4 separate regions of the Mus musculus genome follow, and all the other regions are linked to region 3. Evidence: chromatin loops called from intact Hi-C (ENCODE). Cell type or tissue: heart. All regions are shown on one strand. Links, peaks and the distances in the headings refer to the core of each region. The heading gives the core; the rest is flanking DNA. Region 1 overlaps Gm45916 (predicted gene, 45916). Region 2 holds the start of Gm22378 (a small nuclear RNA gene). Region 3 overlaps Arsg (arylsulfatase G). Region 4 holds the start of Slc16a6 (solute carrier family 16 (monocarboxylic acid transporters), member 6).

Evidence for each region. Peaks named below come from ENCODE experiments on the same cell type or tissue, not always from the same donor. Only the 100,000 strongest peaks of a DNase experiment are listed, where the experiment ranks them.
Region 1: a loop joins it to region 3, with 2.9 times the contacts of the local background. A loop is called at or near these places in 7 of 42 quality-filtered maps.
Region 2: it touches region 3 in a loop (2.2-fold over the local background); 5 of 42 quality-filtered maps call a loop at or near these places.
Region 4: a loop joins it to region 3, with 2.0 times the contacts of the local background. A loop is called at or near these places in 3 of 42 quality-filtered maps.

What each region holds. Positions count from the first base shown.
Region 1 is chr11:109,443,464-109,448,988 of GRCm38, forward strand. The region is part of intron 1 of Gm45916 (predicted gene, 45916); the gene reads left to right. Among named protein-coding and RNA genes, the nearest start is that of Gm45916, 6.1 kb to the left of the region's middle. In heart, for the core only: CTCF peaks have their summits at 584 (motif pointing right), 1,330 (motif pointing left) and 2,306 (motif pointing right); no DNase peak of the experiment used is centred there; H3K27ac peaks cover 918 bases.
Region 2 is chr11:109,497,271-109,502,795 of GRCm38, forward strand. All of the region lies in intron 4 of Arsg (arylsulfatase G), which reads left to right. Gm22378 (a small nuclear RNA gene) reads right to left here and starts at 2,554; the gene lies at 2,444-2,554. In heart, for the core only: no CTCF peak of the experiment used is centred there; a DNase peak (open chromatin) is centred at 3,151; H3K27ac peaks cover 638 bases.
Region 3 is chr11:109,557,886-109,563,410 of GRCm38, forward strand. Arsg (arylsulfatase G) reads left to right here. Exons shown (of 14, transcript NM_028710.3): 12 at 66-186; 13 at 5,297-5,387. Among named protein-coding and RNA genes, the nearest start is that of Gm39442, 18 kb to the right of the region's middle. In heart, for the core only: a CTCF peak has its summit at 2,980; DNase peaks (open chromatin) are centred at 1,576 and 3,056; H3K27ac peaks cover 1,823 bases.
Region 4 is chr11:109,469,886-109,475,410 of GRCm38, forward strand. Slc16a6 (solute carrier family 16 (monocarboxylic acid transporters), member 6) reads right to left here and starts at 3,713. Exons shown (of 6, transcript NM_001029842.2): 1 at 3,363-3,713. The coding sequence starts at 3,607. It overlaps Arsg (arylsulfatase G), which reads left to right and starts at 3,489. Exons shown (of 14, transcript NM_028710.3): 1 at 3,489-3,536. In heart, for the core only: a CTCF peak has its summit at 2,389; DNase peaks (open chromatin) are centred at 2,591, 3,396 and 4,016; H3K4me3 peaks cover 3,921 bases; H3K27ac peaks cover 2,904 bases.

The DNA.
Region 1 (5,525 bases), core at 493-4,492, 110 kb before region 3:
ATGTGTGTACTGAAATGTCACCCTGAGCTGCAGAACTATGTACAGTTTCCGTGTATTAGTGAATATCTGTTGGGCTCCAGGCATGCGTCTATACACCCGAAACTCCAGGACTTATGAAGCTATAGCAGAAGAATTGTAAATTTAAGCATAGGTGGGACTCTTATCTAGAAAGCTCTGGGCCATTTTGGGCTTCATGGCTGTGGGGCCAAGGTGGGTGGAGGTGCACACACAGATAGGAAACAGACTGAGTTAAAACTAAATCTGCATGGGTAAGATATTAATCTTACAGCCGTCCATTTGCAGACCTACATGGCATTCATTTTTTTTTTTTCCATCTTCTGTCTTTGGGCTCTGCTCATTGATCAAGGCTTGTCCCTTTCAGCCAACAGACCATACAGTATGCCCACGATGGGCACTTGGAACCCCATCTTCCGGTCTTGGAATAACAGTGGTTTCTGTGCACAGTGTGTTCAGCCTCCAGGGGCTCACCAAGCACTTTATGCTAGCACCGGATTCTCAAGCTATCATTGTAAATAGATACCACTTTATTTACTTATGAATGCTCTATCTGCACATATGCCTGCAGGCCAGAAGAGGGCATCGGATCCCATTATAGATGGTTGTGAGCCACCATTAGGTTGCTGAGGATTGAACTCAGGACCTCTGGAAGAGCAAGCAGTGCTCTTAACTGCTGAGCCATCTCTCCAGACCCTAGATACCATTTTTAAAAACTCATATAACAAAGGGGTTTGTCAATCAGTGAAAGATAATAAACCTCACTCATTCACATGGTTTAGTCTCTTAATAATGTTTTAATACCAGGGGCTATGTGCTAGGTCTTGTCAAACCCTTCAGGATATAGCAGAGACAAAAAAAGAAAAGTCTTCCCTAGTGTTTTTTTAGAGGAAGAGAGAGAAAGTAGAGGAAGAAACCAATGCTCTTATGGTATAGTCAGAGTAAAAGAATAGAAGCAAATTGGGGGTTGAGCCAGGGTCTCACGTGGTCCAGGAAACCTCGAACTTGCTGTAGTCAAGGATGGCCTTAACTCTTCGCCCTACACGAATGTACCATCACGTCTGGTTTTATGCAACACTGGGGATTGAACTCTGGGCTTCCTGCATGCTAGGTGAGCCTCATACCAACTGAGCCATGCCCCCCAGTCCCAAATATCCTTTTTAACAGGACAGTTAGGAATGCCTCCTTAGGGCTGAAATTTGGAATCAAGCAAATTAAAAGGATATAGCATATTCATACTGAAGGGAGAGATGGCTCAGTGGACACATGGCGGCTCCCAACCCTCTGTAACTCCAGGAACAGAGAGTCCGATACCCTCTTCTGGCCTCTTCGGGCACTGCATGTATGTGGTGCACGGGCGTACGTGCAGTTTAAACACCCCAGGAAACAAGGAGTGGGGATGGGGGAATTGATCAGTGGTCGGCATAGTTGTACCAGAGGAGAAAGTAATAGCACCATGTGGCTTATCTAGGGTTCATCCTTGAAGAGTTGTGGTTAGTGTGTGCTCTGAAAGGATCACTATGGCTGCTGTGTGGGAATTTTAGGAGGTGTCAGGGTGTTGCTGGAAGATCATTGTTATAATGCAGTTGAGATGACCTTAGCTTGGCTCAGAGAGAGAAGCAGGGATGGCAATTCAGTCGGATCCTGGATATATTTAGAAAGAAGAGCCAGGTGTCAGGGCAACAAGCCTGTAATCCCGGGGCTTAGGAGGCAGAGGCGAGGGGATTAGTTCAAGGTCATCCTTGCCTCGTAGCAAGTTTGAGGCTACCCTGAGCTACGTGGACCTTGTCTCAATAACACCTCCCAGAGAAATAAAACCACAAGCAAACAGACAGACAGACAGACAGACAGACAGTAGTCCTGATGGGATTTGCAGACAGCATAGGTTGGCGTAGTTTAGAAGAGGGGTCAGAGTGAGCTCACTGTGCTGTGGGTACTACACAGCAGGAGTTCATTCACAAAGACAGGACTAACAGTCAGGGGAGAGGAGGGACTTCATCTTTGATCCTAAGGAAAAAAGTTGCTAGGGTCCTTAACCTGTTTGTCTTCCTGAGTGGCAGGAAAGGTGAATATATGTGACACACACGCATGGCCCGGGTTGTGTTCGCTCTCAATACTCGTTGGCGATACGTTCTGGGGCGCCAGACTTGCTGTCTAAATTCCCCTGGAAGGGATCCAAGTGCACTGACGTCATTTGAATCTGGCTTTTAATGCATAGGGTTTTTGTTTGTTTTGTTTTTTGTTTTTGCATGAAAACTCAAACTGTTAGCCTTGTGTGGTTAGAATCATTATAAAAATGAACACCAGGGGGACCTAGTGTGCCTTGGTGGCTGGCCCACCTATTGGATATGGCAGACCTGTGTTAGAGACACATCTGTAGAGGACAGCCGCCCAATCCTCTGTGTTCTGTGTATCTCGAGGAGTGGCGCAGCCTGTAATGTGTTAGAATTGCCTTCGTATGAGCTGGGTTTGATGACTGTTTAAAGCTTCAAAGCAGTGGCTTCTAATCACGGGATGGCTTATCAATGAACTCCAGAATGTGGGAGCTTTTAAAAGTAAGAATCATGCCGGACATGGTAGTACTGGTCTGTAACCCTGGCACTTGAGAGATGGAGGCAGGAGGATCCGAAGTTCAAGGCTGTCCTTGGCTGGATAGTGAGTTCAAGGCCATCCCAGACAAGTCAGAGGGAGGGAGAGAGGGAGGGAGGGAGGGAGGAAGAGAGAAACTGAATTCTGATGATTTTGATTTTTAGTTTATTTTGGACAGAATACAGAATCTATGTGTAATATATACCTGGAAGCGACTTGAATTTAGCCGATTGAAACTCAGACTTGCGATGTATTTTCCATTTGATCCCCAGATATAATAATGTCCTGAAGCTATGTACTGCTGGGAGTGAAAACGATAACTCTGTGTGCTGGGACCACGGCTCACTTGGTAGAGTACCTGCCTAGCATACACCAGGCCTTGGGTTTAATCCCCAACACTCCCTAAAACTGGGCACAGTAACTATGTCTATAACCCCAGCACTGATGTGGCAGCTGGAGAATCAAAAGGTTAAGGTTATCCCCTGCTATATAGGCAGTCGAAGACTAGCCTGGGCTATATAAGACCCTGCTTCAAAAAAAAAAAAGAGATAAATTGCTAAAGGGTTTGGAAACATAGTATAAACACACACATTTGTCTCAAAAGGGCACATAACCTTAGCAACTAGACAGAGGCACACATCCTACCTTTGTACAGAAAGGACATGGTCTAAATACAAGGACAGAAAGTAATGAGCTGAAGAGAGTCATCATGGAAAAAAAAATCAGTTAATTAATGCATTGGCAACTGCCTGATCTTGCCTGACTTTCACACCTATGATCTGAAAATTACTTTGGTGAGGGTCTGGAGAGATTGCTCAGTGGTTAAGAGCACTGGCTGCCCTACCAGAGGACCCAGGTTCCATTCTGAGCACCAACATAGATGCTCACAGTGTCTGCAACAACAGTTCCAGGGCATCTGACAAGGTCTTCTGGCTTCTGCAGACACTGTACGCAAGCCACACACAGACAGACACTCAGGCACAACACTCGTATGCATAAAATACAATGGAAATGTATTCTTTTAATGCGTGTAGGTATTTTGCCTGCATGTATGCCCGTGCACTGCATCTCTGCCTGCTGCCCTCAGAGGACGGAAGAGGACATTGGATGCCTTGGGACTGGAGTTACCGTTTGTTGTGAGGTGCTGTGTTGGTGGTGGGACTCGAACCTGGGTCCTCTGGAAGAGCAGCCAGTGCTTTTATTTGCTGAGCCATCTCTCTTGTACCAAAATAATACACGTTTAGAAAAGGGACTTTGATGATCCATTGTGCATTTGTGGGGGTGCACATGTGTAAAGGTGGGCTCTCCCGTGCTTGGGTGTGTGGATGTCAGAGGTCAGGATCGGGTACCTTGATTTATTTCCCGCCTTATTCTTTTGAGGCAGGGTCTCTCACTGAGCCAGGGGTTTGCTCTTTCAGCTCGACCAGCGGGCAGCTGAGCCGCACTCCCCCACCCAAGGACTGAGGTCACAGTGGGCTTCTGTGGTTAAACTCAAGCCGTGCTGCAAATGCTTCACTCTTCGCTGTCTTTTTAGCCCCTATCGTGACTCCTGAATTTTTTATTTTAGTTTGATTGATTATGCTTTCTTTTTGAAGACTGACTTGGAACTTGTGACAGTCTTGCCTCAGCCTCCCATGTGCTGGCGTTACGGGCGTGAGCCACCACCAGGAACAGCAACACCTTTCTGTCTGTCAGAGCTTAGTGTTCAGGGCTGGGGTGCTCAGAGCCATTGCAATGTTGGAGACACATGGAGCAGGGATAAGAGACTATGGTGGGCAGGCAGCTGAATTCATTTTTACTCTTGTAGGTGACAGGACCCAAAGTGCTCCCCAGGGACCTCACTGCCTGGTGCTACCTCCACTTTGTAATTCACTGTGTAGAGCAGGGTGTCCTTGAACTCATGATCTTCTTGAATTTGTCTCCTGGGTTCTGGAATTATAAGTGCATGCTACCAAGTCTGGCACCAAATTTTGCTTGTTTCCTTCCTTCCTTCCTTCCTTCCTTCCTTCCTTCCTTCCTTCCCTCCCTCCTTCCTTCCTTCCTTCCTTGTTTTCTTCCTTGTTTTCTTCCTTGTTTCCTTCCCTCCCTCCATCCCCCCTCTCCCTTCCTTTCTCTCTCTCTCTCTTTCTTTCTCTCTCTCTCTCTCTCCCTCCCTCCCTCCCTTCCTTCCTTCCTTCCTTCCTAGGATTACTTAGTATTAAGTTACGTGTATTTGTGTGTATGTGTGTGTTTGTGGATGCTTGCTGGTGTCCAAGGAGTCCAGAAGACAGCGTCAGATCTCCCAGAGCTGCAGTTACTTGCAGTTGTGAGCTGCCCAACTTGGGCGCTGGGAATTGAACTTGGGTACTCGGCAAGAGTGTTATCAAGCCATCTCTCCAGACCCTCCAAATCTTATTTTAATAGATTGTGGGCTACAAATGCCATACCATTCCCCATCCCCACCCCCAGTTAAATATTTCACATATGGTCATTTTTATGAAGTTCAAATTTCTGCACCCATGATAAAATATTGTTGAAGGCAGCTATGCCCCCTTCGTTTTCAGTCTGTGCCTGCTTCGGACCCTACATGATGGCCACTGGATAGTTTTGGCAGAATCCTGTGATAAGAAAAGATTCAAGAGTTTACTATCTGGCCCTTTATAGCAAATGCTTGCCAGCCCTTGGCGTTGGGTGTCTGTGATGTTTACTTAGAGATTTGGCGTTCCGAGAAGGCATGTGCTTCAGTTGGTACAGTGCCCAGCTAAGATGCTCAAAACCTAGGGTTCAACCCCCAGCCCCACATAAATCAAGCAGGGTGGCGCATGCCTGTATCCCCAACACTTGGGAGGTGGAGACCGAGGAATCGAAGTTTAACGTCATTCTTGGCTAAATATTAAGTTTAAGGTGAATCTAGGCTACATGAGACCTTGTCTCAAAAAACA
Region 2 (5,525 bases), core at 1,021-5,020, 60 kb before region 3:
TTAAATTATGAATGGAACAAAGGTAGTTTTTATTCCTGTCACATAGCCATTTAGACAGTTGCCATTGAGAGCCAGTCAAGTCATCTATTCTAAATTCTTTGTAAATGAAGGTTGGGCACGCTTGCAGCCTGCAGTGTGATGTCTCTCTGTGGCACTTTCCAGCGCTCTTTCTCTAATTCTAATACACATAATTTATGCAAGGGCAAGTTGCTTGGCTACTTCCTAGCTGTGTCTTAATTTGTACTGATTTTCTTGCTAGCAGCCTGCTGTAATGTCTGGCCTCCCATTTCCAGCTTTGCTTTACAATGTATCCGCAGACTTTAATGAGAACCCCTGTTGGCGAACTGGCCTGAGCCTGCCCAGATAGACTTGGAGAAGAACAACCACAGCAAAAGAAAGCGTCCCAAATAACAAGGCTGGGTTAATGCTTATTCATTAGTCCCCAGCAAATGGGCATGGTGGCCTTGGAGGGATGGGGTGGGAAGGTAGCACACGGGCCGTGTCTTAAAGCTGTGCGTTTTAGGGAAGTGGAGAGATGGGTACTGGCCAGGCTTTCCTAGGCGTTTGTGTTTTCTCTTCTGAAGATTTTTTTTTCATGTGCCAGATGTTGTTGGAGGAGCCTCACTGCACCAAGGTGGTGCCTCTGGGGCCAGAGTTGCCATCAGATATCCCTTCTGTCTAGAACCCACAGTCTGTAAAGGAGCTCAAAGCTACATCTTGCTGGGGATACATGTGTGCTCTGGTGCTCTACAAGAAGGTGACATTAATATGTCCACAGAGACGTCTCGCTCGGGACAGAAGTTACGGATGAGCAAGCTGGAATAACAATTAATCAAGATATTTCCTTCCCCGGCCCACTTTATTACCTCTGGCTGATATAATAAACACATACAGGGTGTGGCTTAGGCAATCATTTCTCTCTGTGATGGAGCCTGAAAACGCACATGACTTCTTTGGAGGAGTGCTTCCTGGTGCACACACTGGAAGAGTGCCGTGTGTGTGTTTTCTGTTCTCCCGCACTGCAGCAGAGCTGTCCACCTTCTCAGTGAGCCACCAGGTTCCCGTCCTCCATTACTGACACTACAGTTCAAGTCTCCATAGCTGTACTGTGGCCCAACCCAGCTCAGCCAGCGCACGAACAAAAAATACAGGCTCGGCTCAAGGACTTCGCCTGGGGAGAGGGGCTGTTTCAGCTTGCCCATTCTCTCTCAAGTGCCTCCATGAGACAGGAAATGTGGCTTTTCCTCTCCCGAGGCTACATCCTTCTGTGTTGAGAAGCACGGGAGAAAGGAGTTATTTCCCGTTCTGATTCAGAAAGTGCCAGAATTAGCTTTGTTGTGTTGTATTCTATAACAAGGTATCATTCTCTAGTCTAAGCTCACCTGGAACTTACCATGTAGCCCAGGCTGGCCTTGAATTTACAGCATTCCTCTTGCTTCAGTGCCCCAACAGTGTTAACCACCACATTTGGCCTCTGGGTTGGATTCTGAATAATCCTGTTTGGGTCCTGGGCTCAACAAGGTCAGCGGAGGTCATGCTGCTCGATTGGTTCAGGGAAGGTCCTGAGGCCACAGTGTGTCTACGAGTGTGTGCCTCTGTGTGTGTGTGTGCATGTGTGTGTGTGGCGGGGGGTAGACACCAGCAGATCCAGGAGTCACATGGAGGGTAGGAGATTCTTAGGGCCTTGGTACAGATGTTGACAAAGGAGTGCACACTCCAGCTCCTAGAGTCACAGGCTCCTAGAGTCAAAGCCAAGGCTAGCCCTCCAGGGTTCAAGGCTAGCCTTCGGGGGTTGAAGCAAAGACTGTGAGAACGATAGGTTTGTGTGGGTACCTGGGACTCTGAAAGGGCAAGGCAAGGGACGAGCTGAGTTATTCTTCCAATCTTCCTTCCTGTTAAGATGTATACTTCAGCTTTTCAAGTTTTCATAGTGTATGTATTGTATGCTGAACATATTTCCCCTCGTAGCCCCGTTTTGCTTCCCTGGGCCTGTTTGTCCCCTTAAACTAACTCTTTCTTTCTTTAATATCTGATATAATAACCGAGAAAACAAACAAACATAATGCTTGTCTTTCTGTGATTGGCTGAATTTGCTTAGTGTGGTTATTTCTAGGTGTGTCCGTTTTCCTGCAAACAACACTTTATTCTTCTTTCTGACTGAAGAAAAAAGTTACATTGTGAATGTATGTGTGTATATATGTATGTATATATGTGTGTGTGTATATATATATGTGTGTGTATACATATATATGTGTGTGTGTATATATATATGTGTATATATATATGTGTGTGTGTATATATGTGTGTGTATATATATATATATATATGTGTGTGTATACATATATATGTGTGTGTGTGTGTGTGTGTGTGTGTGTTGTGTCATCCTTGTCTGTGCCAGTCTTGTTGGATACCTAGGTCAAATCTACAACTGGGTTATTGTGAAAACTGTTTAGCATGCTTCACAAATTTGCATGTCATCCTTGCAGCAGCAGGAGGCCATGCTAATCTTCCCTGTATTGCTTGACTTTAGTATGTGTGCTGCTGAAATGAGCATTCTCCTGTGGTCCAGGCTTGCCTTGAACTCACTGTGCTGTAGCCAAGGATGTCCTTAAATCTCTCACCCTCCTCCTGCCTTCACCCCACATGCGGCAGGCATGCTCCATCACACCCAGTCTGCATGCTTTGTGTGGTGCTGGATGTCAGACTCAGGGCTTCGTGCACATCAGGCAAGTGCTCTGCCCCTGAGCTCTGTCCCCAGCCCATTTTGTCTTTTTAAGACAAGGTCTCACTGGGTGGCATGCCTTTAGTCTCAGCACTTGGGAGGCAGAGACAGGCATATCTCTTGAGTCTGAGGACAGGTGGTCTACAGAGCAAGTTTCCAGGACAGCCCCCTCACCCCCAGCTGAAGACAAGGTCTCATTGTTGCATTGTTGGGTCTTGAACTTCCATTCTCCATAGTCTTCCAAGCAGTGTAGACCGCAGGCCTGTGCCACTCACCCTGGTAGCTGCTTGTCCCTTTAATGCTTTTGAGTAGCCGGAAACCCTAGAAATTGGCCATCCTGCAGGCTGGATGATCAAGGTGTTTTGAGCATGCTCCTTCAAAAGTGTTGGCAGGATTCCTCAGTTTCTTCCGGCTTCTGCTGGCTTCAGGCCACCTGGACTGATGGTGACCTCACAGGAATCTGTCTCCCTTTTCATGTGACATCCTCCCTCTGTACGTGTCTGGCTCTTTGCACACTGTCTTCTCTCTTGCCTCTCTTTGAACACGGACATCAGTTAAACTAGGCAAGGACCCACTCTACTCCAGGATGATTCTGCAGAAACTAGAGACACACACAGAGGTCCATTTGGGGATGCTGGGGTTTGAACTTCAGGAGATCTTTTTACAGTGGTGTGGATAGGGCTGCATACGTGCGTCTGCAAACGGACAGAGTTCAACCTCAGGTGTGAGTATTCAGGAGCTGTCCATTTTATTTTATTGATTGAAAAAATTATTTATTAAGCCAGCTGTGATAGGGGTTGTGGGTGTAGGTGTGTGCCTTTAATCCCAGCATGCAGAAGGCAGAGGCAGGAGGATCTCTGTGATGTTTGAGGTGCCTGGTCTACAGAGTGAGTTCTGGGACAGCAAGGGCTATACAGAGAAACCCTGTCTCAAAAAAAAAAAAAAAAAAAAAACAAAAAACAAAAAACAAAAAACAAATACCCGGGAAGTGGTGGCACACGCCTTTAATCCCAGCACTTGGGAGGCAGAGGCAGGTGGATTTCTGAGTTTGAGGCCAGCCTGGTCTACAGAGTGAGTTCCAGGACAGCCAGAGCTATACAGAGAAACCCTGTCTCAAAAACAAAACAAAACAAAACAACAACAACAAACAAAGAAATAGAATAAAATAAAATAAAAATAAAAACGCTCTCATGCCTGTGTCAGAGGACAATCTGTGTGAGTTATTTATGTCGTGTACATCTCAGCTCATAGTCAGGTTGCTAAGTGTGGCAGGCTTTAGCTGCTCAGCCCTCTTGCTGGCCCCAAATTAATTAATTAGTTAATTAATTTCTTACTTAAAAGATGACATTTATTTTACTATTTATTATTGGCTAGTCTTCCCCTAACCAGAATGTCCCAATTTACGTATTTATTTATTTTGTGCCAGGGTCTTTCATGAGGAGCTGGGGTTCTCTTTGACTAAACTTGGCTGGACTGGCTGGCCATACCCAGAGGTCCTCCTGTTTTTTCCCCTGCAGGGCTGGGATGGCTTTTTATGTGGGTTCTGGGGACCAGACTCAGGCCTCATACTTTCATGGCAGGATCGGCACTGACTGAGCTGTCCCCCCAGCCCCCAGTCTGTCTTTGCTGAGGGACATAACTAACTTGTGTCAGTCAGCAAGGGCTCAGGATTCTGAAACGGTAGGTTGAGGCAGAGCGCAGTGGGCTCTGATGAATGAGCAGAAGTTAGACACTGAAGAGGTGGGGACCAGAGGTAGGATGTCTGGTCAGCATGCTGAAATGGAGCAGAGCGTGGAGTTCAGGAGTGCTGCCCTGTGGATTCTCGATGTCAGCACTGAGAGGAAGAGTCAAGAAGTCACGTACAAGGCTGGAGAGAGAGAGAGCTTAAAGGCACTTACTGAGAAAGTTGATTACTGAAGTTTAATCTCTGGAACTCACGAAAAAGTGGAAAGAAAAATAAAAAGTGTGCACTCGGTGGCACACACCTTTATTCCCAGTGCTTGGGTGACAGAGGCAGAGGCAGAGGCAGAGGCAGGGGCATCTCTGAGTTCAAGGCCAGCCTGGTCTACATCGTGAGTCAAGGAGGAGGAGGAAGAGGAAGAAGGAGGAGGAAGGAGGGGGAAGGAGAATGGAGGAGAAGGGAAAAAGAAAGAGAGAGGAGGGGAAGGAGGAGAGAGGAAGGGGAAGGAGGAAGAAGAAGGGGGAAGGAAGAGGAAGGAGGGAGAAGGAAGGAAGGAGAGGGAGGAGGGGGGAGGAAGAGGAGGAGGAGGAGAAGAAAATGGTAACCAACTCCACAAATTGTCCTCTGACCACCCCACCCCCCTCCAGCACCAACACGAGTTTTTAAAGTGATGCAATAGGTCAGGAGTGGTGGGTGGTGTAGTCCACACCTTTAATCCCAGCACTTGAGAGGCAGAGGCAGGCATCTCTCTGAGTCTGAGGGCAGTCTCATCTACATTGTGAGTTCTAGGCCAGCCAGAGCTACACAGAGAGACCATCTCCAAGCAAAGGATCTGTATACTTGAAGCTCAGGCCTCAGTTTCTAGTTGGTTGACTGAAGTAGGTGGACTTGGGGGTTTGAGATGAGGGCAGCATGGCTTCTCTGTGCCCAGCTTGTGGCAGAAACACAAGTCCTGGTGCAGGCTCACCAGCAGCTAAGTCACAGTTGTTCCTGGAATGTCACTTGCTCATATGTGAGGAGATCCCTACGGGTATCTAACTGCTCAGAGATAAGAATGAAAACCTGGTGCAGAGTGAGTCAGACTTCAGGGAGTCTAACAACAAGCTGCAAATTCCCAGAGTA
Region 3 (5,525 bases), core at 617-4,616:
GTCATAGGAGGGCTGGAGAAAGACTTGGAAGAGTTGAGAAAAACTGTACCTTGTTCTTTCTGCAGCTTGCTAGACATCTTCCCCACCGTGATAGCTCTGGCAGGAGCCAGCTTGCCCCCAAACCGGAAATTTGATGGACGGGATGTCTCTGAGGTGCTCTTTGGCAAGTCACAGATGGGGCACAGGGTAAGTGGAGGAAGCTTGTGTCTGGACTGTGTCTCACGACTCACGCCTACTACTTTGATACAAATGACCACCCCCCAGAAGGTGCATGCCAGTGGCTGATGAAGGAAGACCCTGGGCAAAAATCCCAGTGATGAATTTCAGAGACGAACTACATCCAACAATTCAGTCTGTTAGTCCAGATTTGTATTTATATTCATTCAACATTTTGGTTTACTGTAGAGATATGTGAGTATTATCTCTAAGGCTTAATTTTATTCTTCTGTCCACGTTCAGTTTTCTGACATAATTTGGGCACCCAGCATATTTTTGTTGGATAAGATTCCTGTCCAGTTCTAGGCTCTTCTGGAATGTAAACTCTCGGGGGGGGGGGGGGGAAAGGATCCCATTTGCTGGGTTTAGGTTTTAGTTCTCACGTACCTAACAGCATCTGTACTTAGCCAGCACCCAGTGCATGAAAAGTGAATGAATAAATGAATGAAGAATGAATGAATGAATGTCAGTAGGGTCTCCCTCCATATTCCCAACATACTCCCAGCTCTCGGGTGTATGTGTGTGTGTGTGTGTCTCAGGACATACTTTGCATCTTGTTGTTTTGCTGTTGTTTACTTGTTTACTTTCAAAAGATGCTCTTGCAACAGGCTGACCCTGAACTCCTGATAGCCTCGGCCCTTTGAGTGCTAGGATTGCAGATACGTGCCACCATAGCTGTCCGCCTGTTTCTCAATCAGCAGCCCCCCCAGCAATGACTTTGGGCCTCTATCCTTCCAGCATCACCTCAGATGCTGTCCCCTCCTCAGAGTGCTCTGAAGTACCAAATTAGCAGCCAGGAAATGTCAGTCCTCTTGGGTTTTCCCTGTCACTTCCCTGCGTTTTCCTAAGAGGAAGAGGAAGTCAGAGAGAGAAGGAGGAGATCAGAGACTCCCCAACTCCCTAGGAAGGCCCAGTGAGCAACCAGCTCCCCCATTGGAAACCTATGCTTCAGAAGGTCTGTTTAAGTCTTTGAGGGGTCACACGGGAGAAATGTGCTCATGGCTACTGTTGCTGGTAATTACTAAAGCCAGAACCTGGGCCTTGAGTGGACCACTACACTCTTGCACACATTGATGAAGTTCTTAGGGCTTGTCAGACTAGACCACAACAGTCCTCTGAAGGGTTCTTGGGTTCACCCCAGAATGCCTGTCTCTGTAGAACGCTGTGTTGTCCAGGCCTGGTCATTCTGAGAAGCACAAAACAGGAAGACTGTTTCCGCCTTCAGCTGGAAGTCAGTAGCATACGATGCTGGCAGTATTAGCCAAGACTCCTCTGGAGAGGTGCTTCTGGGTGTTTATTGCCATGGCTACTGATAGAGTAATTGGGGTCACCAGGAAGTGATCTTGACGTTGTCAGGCCTCCCGTGGACGATAGCTCCTTCACGGGCTAACTTCCGTTCCCGGACAGAGCCTTGTCTTCCTTTGGCATCCGATTTGCGTAGAGTCACTGGGTTAGGTCCAGGAATTAGGGTGGGAGAAACAGACACAAGTCCTGACACCTTCGGGAAACCTACATTGTATTGGTGACCTAGTTCAAGTGGGAGCCTGTTTACTTACACCCTGTGACCTAGCGAGAGGCAGCCAGCTTGCTGCCTACAGAGAGCTTCCGATGGTATCTTCAAAGGTAATCCCATGTGGGTTTGGTGCCCAGCCTCACACCGGCTTCTTCTAGTGTGCACGTGACACTCCAGATAAGACCGCTTTGGAATTTAAGAATAGGACTTGTTGATGGCCACAGATTTGAGTTTGGTCCTTTCCGGTCAGCCTAAACTGTTGAAATGAAGAGATTGAATTGTCTTGGGTTTATAATAGTTTTAGAGGAAGCCAGGAGATCAAAACAAATGATTTTTGTAAATATGCACACATCCATCCATCTCTCTATACAGTACATATGTATCTCTTTAAAATGTTTATTTTTATGTTCATTGTGTATGCCTGAGTGTATGTGTGTGCTATATGTATACAGTGCCCACAGTCATCAAAGACATATGATCCTCTGAGACTGGAATTACATACAGTTTCGAACCTCAGTATGGGTGCTGGGAACCAAACCCAGGTCCTCTGTAAGAGCAGGCATTGACTGTTCTCAACCATTGAGCCATCTTTTCCACCCATGTACCACCTCTTAATCAATGCAGTTTGTATCCACCCACAGCCGTATTGATGGTTGGCACAAAACACTATGTAAATGCCTCTCAACAGCTGGCTTATCTATATTGCAAGGATAGTCCAGAGATGAAGAGAGAAGCAGCTTAGAACCACATATCTTCATCCATCTCCCAGGGCCATGGGATGAGAAGGCTTAAAAGAAAATCACTAGCTACTAGTTTTCATATCCATGACCTCATTCCCTCTAGGAAGGTTGTGTCTGTGATGTTCCAAGCCCACAGTAGCTGCATGCTTTGCATATTTTAACCCCTTGTATCTGACACCAGTGGGCATATGAATGGGGCAGTGAGAGGAACCATGAAGAGAGAGGGCTAAGAGCCTGAGAGGGGAAGGGTATGTATTCTAGGACCTAGTGATCCACTTTCTATTCTATTCTTGATTCCAAGATGGAAGCCGAAGGTGGTGACAACATGGGTGGGAGAGTCATGTTCTTCATGACCAGGTTCAAATATTGTCAACAAAGGGACAGTTTCCTCATGATGTCTGCATCTGCATAGAACACTCCAACATGGGGCAGCTGTGGGCTAATTCGGCACTCCAGAGGCCAATGCATCAAGGAAACACGAATACCCGTCACTTCTCTTAGGGAGGCCCCTAGTGGTGAAAAATGTCACCGAGAGTGATGTGTGAATGATTGACACCCCTCCCCCTTCCCTGCTTTGAAGGTGTGCAGGCCCCTTCCTGATGGGGTGGAGGAGAACACCTCTGGGAACAATACTACCCAGGGCGACGCTCCAGTGCTTATCAAAACAACGAAAGTGTAGCAAGGCAGACTAGCACATAGGAAAGAGTGGGAGCCAAGAATTCTGTGCGAGTTTGTAGAAGATAAAGTCAGCCAGCTTTGAACTGTGGAGCAGACATCTGGAGAGGAAGTGCCTTCAGCCATGATTGCGTGTCAGCTTACCAGTGTTCTTCCTATGTTGATGTAAACAAGAAAGCTGTCATTAGTCTGCTCAAAGTAGGGTGGCTTATATGAGTGTCTCAGAACCCACCCCCAACTCTAAGCATAGGCCATCCCAGTTTTCCTCCCTAGGTTCTGGAAATTTCTGCTAATGTCACTTGTCCTTTGAATGTGGCAGGCTCTCCTTAGGGAGTTTCTGTTGCTGAGCACCCAAAGGGTACCCATGGTTTGAAGAGCTCAACCTTGACTGTGTTTTCTGGGGGGTCTGAACATATCACAGGTGGGGGATACAGGATGGTCCATGTCCTCCCCATCCCCCCTACCTTTGCCTTTATCAAGGAAAAAAAAAAGGAGTGTCAGGCATGGCTTTCTGGAATGGAAGGAGTGAGGTTTTCAGTAATGACTTCCTTTCTTGTTTAGAGGAAGCTTGCTGGGGGGTGTTTGGAGGGTTGATGGAACGGGCAGCAGCAGGTGTTGGGAAGCCCTGGCCAGGGCGGCATCCTCTCAGGGTACTGAAGCTGGGGGTGGGAGGTGGGGTGGGCAGCTGCTTCCCACTCCAACAGATGTTTCTCATTATTTTTTCCCCCAAGCCCCACGGAATCTTTGAATCATGTAAATGTCTTCCCAGCAATATATATGGACATGATTCATACCAGGGTAGTCTCATGCCTCCATCCCAAACCCACCAACCTACCAAGGATGCTGGCCGTCTATTTCCTACCAACTCTTTCCCTGGGGACCTCTGAATTAGGTATTTCCACTCTGTAGGGAACTTCTTCCATGTCTGACTGAATCAGGAAAGATTTCCTCAGCAGTTCAGTAGGACTGAGTCATAGGTGTCTGCGTTCAGGCTAGGCTTGTATTGGAGCTGTAGCGCAGGGGAAGAGTGTTTGCCTAGCCTGTGTGTGGGCCCGAGTTCGATTCCCTGTACTGCAATAAAAGGTTCAGAGGTGAAGTTGTGCTTAGTGCTGGAGAAATCTTACGTTTCTTATGGCAGGCATTCTTGCTGGAGAGAGAGAGAGAGAGAGAGAGAGAGAGAGAGAGAGAGAGAGTCTCTGGAGGCAGTAGAAGCTAGATTTTACAGAGATCTTCAGGTGGGCTTCATTGCAAGCCCCAGGATATATGGAAGCCATCTTTGTTGGCAGTTTGCTTTCTGCCCCTGAGGGGCAGGTGCACATAGGACTCCTGGGTGCATGACATGGGCAGCCACAAGACACTCAGCTGAGAGAAGGGCCTGAGAGTTGTTTAAAGCACTTCTGTGGCCGGGTTGGAATTTTAAATTTGTCAAATTAAAAAAGCGCTGACACACAACCTCCCCTGCAGGTTCCAGAGTGGTCATTGGGCCCACAGTCTGATTGACTTAGCCAGTGAGGTCTTGCAGACACACAGAGTTGTAGCTCAATCCTCCTTCTTCAGTACTGTTTCACAGTGGCTCCCAGGAGAAGGCCAACATCAGCTACAGGCCTGTGCTTGTCGGGGAGTATCCAGGAGTATGGAGAAGGGATGTTAGGGATGAAGTAGACCATGACACCTAGCATAATTTTCTTTCATGTGTATGTAGGTATGGATGTAGTACATGTATGGGGAGGTGTATGTATGTATGTATGTAGTACATGTATGGGGAGGTGTATGTATGTATGTATGTTGTATGTAGTACATGTATGGGGAGGTGTATGTATGTAGTGCATGTCCCACATCTGCATGTAGAGGTCAGTGCCAACTCCGTTCTGACCTTCCGCTTTGCCGAGGTGCGATCTCCATTGCCGTGCTGTGTACGCAGTTGGCCCTAACTGAGCTTCTAACAGATTCTTGCTTGCTCTGCCTCCTATCTTGCAGTAGGAATTCTGAGATTATAGCCACGCACCATCGAAGATGTTTTCTATGTGCGTCCCTGGAATCCAGCAAGCTCAGGTCGCCAGGCTTGTGCATCAGATGCGGTCCCCCCCCTCCCCCCGCAGCGCCCAGTGGGGTTTTCTGATACACAGGCCGTGCTCTCTGCTCTCTTTCTCAGGTGCTATTCCACCCCAACAGTGGGGCTGCTGGAGAGTATGGCGCCCTGCAGACTGTCCGCCTAAACCATTACAAAGCTTTCTACATCACTGGTAAGTGGAGTCTCTCACTCTCGTGGGCACGCCTCGGAATTCCCTGAGTGGGTGTGGCTATCTTCTTTGAGGGCCTCACATCCTTCACCTGTGACTTTGCCACCCAACCTTAAACTTGGCTGGAGGGTCAGCAAAGGC
Region 4 (5,525 bases), core at 820-4,819, 88 kb before region 3:
ATCACAGACGCTTGCTCAAAGTTTACTGAACAATCCGGGCATTGTGGTCAACTCAGAGGACCGAGGCAGGAGGATTGCTAGGTTTTGGTTACACATCTAGACTTTGTCTAAGAGAGAGAGAGAGAGAGAGAGAGAGAGAGAGAGAGAGAGAGAGAGAGAGAGAGAGAGAGAGAGAGAGAAAGAGAGAGAGAGAAAGCAAGCAAAGCTAAAGTCCAGCCTGGACTACAGTCCTGTCTACCTTCTCCTCCACCTCAAAAAACAAAACACCAAAAACAAAATACAAAAACAATCAAAGGAAATAAACACTAACAAGCAACAGAAACAAAACTAGTCCTCTTCAAAGTTTACTAAACAAAATAAGAGACTTGGGGGTGCCCCCAAAACAACACACAGCTCATGCCTTTTAAAACGAGGAAGTGTCTGGCTGCAGAATAAGCAGTTTGCTTAGCTCTTCCTCCTGCCATTTAACCAACAGGCCACTGGGCTCTACGAACCGTCACACTGTGCACACTGTGCACAAAGCAACCGAGGCCCAACCTTTCAACTTGACGACTCAAAGGCCTCCACAAATTACAGACTGCGAAAACTACCAGTCCGTTTGGTTTTGTATCTGATGGGAAACACCTTGTGGGGCTTTAAATGGCAGAGCTGGTTAAACAACCTGATTGGTCTCCGGCCACGGCTTCTCTTCTTGATGTTCAGTGTTCCCAACACGTAGATTCTGAATCTAACTAGGTTCTGAGTCCAAAGCTTGTCCCCTAAGAAGAGGCAATCCCAAGGGATGGCCTTTGACCCCGACTGACTCTGAGTTACCACCTACAGATTAGCCCAGTGTGGGTTTATCTTCTGGAAACCCTTTGGGCAGTGGTTCCGGACTAGCAGAAATCTCCTGATGGCTAAATTGCATCTGTGAAGGCGATTTCTAGGTTTTTCCCCATTAGATAGTTCTGTTATTCTGAGTAAGCGCCTGCTGGCTTTTCACCCAAGACCCCCCAATGTCCTTCTGATGGAAAAAAAAAAGGCTGGACAGTTTAGTGTATTTCCTAGTAGCTTTTGGTTACCCTTATGTCTCTGTCAAAAAAGAAAAAGGAGAGAATATAAAACAAAACAAACTGGAGTGAAGTTCTTTGCTTATAGACCTATAGACAGCTACACTCAGGAAGCCAAGACAGGAAGTGGGCTATGTGTTGAAGCAGGCTTCTTTACGCAGTAAGTCTCAAGCCAGTTTGGGCTACAGGATAATAAGCCTGTTTCCCTGAGAGGGTGAAGGAAGCAGGCCTTAAATGGGTGTCCTACAGGACTTGGAGATTTATAATTACCTGGGACATTCACTGTGATTTAATTTGTTGTAAGGATTTGGCAAAAAGACATAAAGATACTGGATTATCATACAGTCTCTGGGGTTAGTCTAGGGTCAGTTCTGGGCGAAGTTCAAAAGACAAGCTTAGAAGGCAATGAGCTGGCGGCTGCTGGTGTCAGCAGAACAGAGGCACTTCGAAGCTCCTTCAAGATGTAGACCGGAGTATACAGCTTCTGACAAGTTGTCTCTAGCCTCAGTTGTCTGGACCAGTCTGCATGTGTGTGTGGGAAGTTCGTTTGAATTCTCTCTATAAAAAACAAAACTTCCCCAACTCTAACCTGCTAAACGGCCTCAGCCACGTTTGAATGAATCACTGGCTACAAGCTATTCACCCGGTTTGCAAGACCATCGAGTTGAAACCCAAGCCCCTAATTTAAGTGTCTTCCTCTGGAGTTCCACTGAGGAAAAGTCCTGTTTCTGGAAACCGCAGAAGGAAAACTCAGGGCCAGTGGTACTCATTAAGACCAGTTTTCCACTTGACTGCATTGTTTATTTACATACTGTCAGTTTCTATCTTTGACGGTGCCGGGTGCCGCTGGTCCCTTAATTACCAGGAAAGGTGTTTCACCACTGTATTCTCCCCAACCCCCGAGCCACCTAACAGTGCTTGGCACACGGGAAGACCTTAGTATAGGAACTGGCACTTTCTTGTAGCTAGACACTCATCAGAATGGTTTGTAAAAAAAACAAAACAAAACAAACAAACAAACAAACAAACAAAAAAAACCAGTCAGATCACCAGAGGCTGAAATCTCAATCCTAAGGTAGAAATCCCCTTCCCGTCAAAAGCAGCCAGCACAGTGCCTAGCTGTACAAACCACCAGCTTCCAGGTTAAGGAGTTGTAATGGGTTCCTCAATTCCTACGATCTTCCCCCCTACCCTGTTGTTCGATGACATTTTTACACGCCATCTAACAAACTTCTATCACTTGTCTGCTGCGGTGCAGGGATTGAGAACAACCCAGAAGGAAATTAACCTATTTCCTCTTTAAAATCATTCTCCCCCCACGCCTGGAGCCGTTCAGCTGCACGACACTTTGCTGCCGCTGGTAGCCCGGCGGACCTTGGAAGTTGTGCGGGACCGACCAGCAGGCAGCAAGCGGGTGACAGTGCAGCCCGGCAAGGTGTGGGACCCACGCTCCGAAGGGAAATCTGTCTCTCTCCGGGACCGCCCTGGGGAGGGGGGTAACAGGGATGGAGACCCGAAGTTCCACTTTTCCCTCGTGCTGCCTCAGTGGCCGCCTTGGGTGCGCGCGCGAGCCCGGGGAAGGAAGGTACCTCTCTGACATTTCGCTCTGCTGACGCGCCGGCAACTTCATGAGGAAAATCCAGAGAGGGTCTGAGACGGTCGCCGGACTCGCCTCACAGCCTGGCTCCTTTCACCCCGGGTTGGGGACGATCAAAGGCCAGGGCACCCTTTAAGGTATTTCCTGGAACCCATCTATACTTAGGGTCATGGACATTCAACTCTCAGTTGCCCACAACTGCCCGAGCGCGTCATCCCAGTGGCTCCGAACACTCCCAACTGTCAGAATATTTTTCGGATTAACCTCTTTAAAATGTTAAAAGCTTTCCTCCTCCCCGCCCTTAAAAAAAAAAAAAAGGCCCCAACACATATTAAAAAACAAACAAACAAACACCCATACCCCACAATCAAACTTTTAAGCGTGTAAAATAATAAAACCAACTCACCAAGTTAGAAGGGAAGAGAATAAACCCCAAAAGGCACCCAATAAGGCGGAGGCTGGGCCTCCGGAGCCTTCTTATAAACCGCTCCGTAACATGAGAAAAAGGTTTAACCCCTTAGGGCGTGGGCCAGAGTCTCTATCAAGTTGGCTCCGGGCGGGGAGCCTGGAGTACCCTGGCCCCCAACCCACGCCAGCCTCGGCCACCCGAGCCACACCCTCCCCCCGCCCCCCAACCCTGTCGCCTCCTCCCGGGCCGTGCGTGCCGCCGCCCGCGCCCCGGCCCCGCTTCTCTCTGCCTATCTCTTATCCTATACCGGCTGCAGCCGGTCTCCGCCGGCCTCGGGGGCGCGCCGCCGACCATGTGCTGGGAGCGCCGAGCGCCTGCAAGGAGGGGGCCGGCCTGGTGCGCGCGCGCGGGCCCACGTGGATCGGGGCCGCGCAAGGCACGCGCCCCGCCTGCCGGCTGCCGGGGCTGGGGGTCACGGAAGGTAACCGCGCTGTCATCGCGGGTCGCCCATCCCCGCCGACGCCTCTGGGGTCCTTGGCCCGACGCCCTCATCCCCTCATCCGCGCGTGCCCGTGTGATCCCGGCCCGATCGGACCCCGGCACTTAGCTGCAGTGCGAGCGGGAGCGCGATCGAGCCCGGGGCGACCGAGTGCGCCCCTGCACCCCCTCTCCGAGCGCAGCTCCCGGGTCCGCCCGCGCCCTGAGGATTTGGGGAGCCAGTGAGGAGGCTGGGGAGGGGGGGTTGGGAGGGCAGGGGAGGCGCGCGTTTGGGCTGGTCCCGCGCGTCCCTGGTCCCGGACTGAACAGGTTCCTTCCAGTTTGGGTGTGAGCGGAGCACGCGCGGGATCCCGAGTTCCTCCTCTAGAGACCACTTCCCCCCCAAATTTCGTCAACTCGCGCGCCCCGCCAGTTCCCCTTCCGGGCATGCGGGGGGAAGTGCCGCAATGGGCCCTAAGGAGCCCGCGGCTGGGTTGCTGCCGGTGCACTGTCGTGTTCCCCCGCCTCCCCTCCCCGTGCTGCCTTGTTTGCAGCCGCAGCAGCCACCAGCCGCCAGCATCCGCGCTGCGCGAAAGAGATGGGAGAAGCCTGGCTGAGTCAGCATCTCCGCTTCTCCGTGCGCGCGCACCCGCCTAGGCGGGAGGCGGCGTGAGCACAGGTGCACGGCAGCCTTAACCCCCCCCCCCCCCAGGAGGCTTCTGGGGGGATCGAGACCCCCAAACCTCCAAGCCCCCTGATCCCAAAGGTCACTATGAACTAAATGGATGCTTCCGGAGAAGCCCGAGTTATTCCTGAGGACAGCGCGTGTCTGAGGATTAGGGACTGTTCAGAGCCAGAGGGGGCGCAAAGTTGGTTTCCTGGACTCCATCTCACACCTCTGGAGAAAAACTGGGTACTGCCTCACAGCAAAAGCCCTGTTCCTCTGCATTCCCCCCCCTTCCCCCCTCAGACTTAGGCAACCCACGTCGGTTGATTGTGGCTCAGAGATTGTCTTTCTGATGTTAGAAACTGCAGAGAACCTACTTTGGGAGTGTGCCTGAAGGGTCGCCACCCACCGGGAGGAGCACCGGTTCAAAATTTTAATAAAAACCTTTCCTTGCTCTGTCATTTCCCCCAGGATTTGGGAATGCAGTCACCCAGTGCTGTCAATAGGCTCTGGTGTGGCTAAGTGAGGAGGCAGGTGTATTGGTGCAGAGTGTGTTACTCTGGTCACTGTAGTCCAGCCAGGCTACCACTGAATAATAACTGGCAAATTTGTGGGAATAATTAAACCTTTACCCCATCCCAGACAGGTGTAGTCCACGCTGGCTTCAAACTTATATTTGACCCCCCCCCCCCCAAATCCTGGTTTGTTTGTTTTTAAAAAACACGATCTCACTAGCCAAGCCAAGACTAACCTAAAACTGAAGATCCTCCTGTCTCGGCCTCCAAAGTGATGGGATCGCAGGGTTCTTTTTTCTTTTTCTTTTGGTTTTTTCAAGACAGCTTTGAAACCAGGCTGGCCTCTGCCTCCCGAGTGCTGGGATTAAAGGCGTGCACCACCACCGCCTGTCGCAGGCTTCTTTTTCTTAACCAAGGTCTGTCTGTAACTGGTCTGCACCGCCTAGCTTCAACCCGTCCACCAGCCTCATCCTGCACTGTAGCTGTGACTACAGGCACAATACGCTCTGCCTGGCTGGAAATGGCACGATTTTAAGACACGTTTTAAAGATGGAGCTCAGCTGATCTTGGGCTTGCAATCTTTCTGACTGTGCCTCCCAAGCACTGAAAACGCTGGCATGTGCCGTGATGCCTACCTCTTGAGTTTTCTCAACCTCTGAGTTTAAAACTTAGATAGTGCCCAAAGTCCTAGACATCAATGAATGAATGACTGGATAAAACCAGGCTGTGGAGGGCAGTAACAGCAGCCAGGTAGAATTAATTATTAATAATGTATTACTTCACGGGGACAGTGGTGGTGCACGCCTTTGAT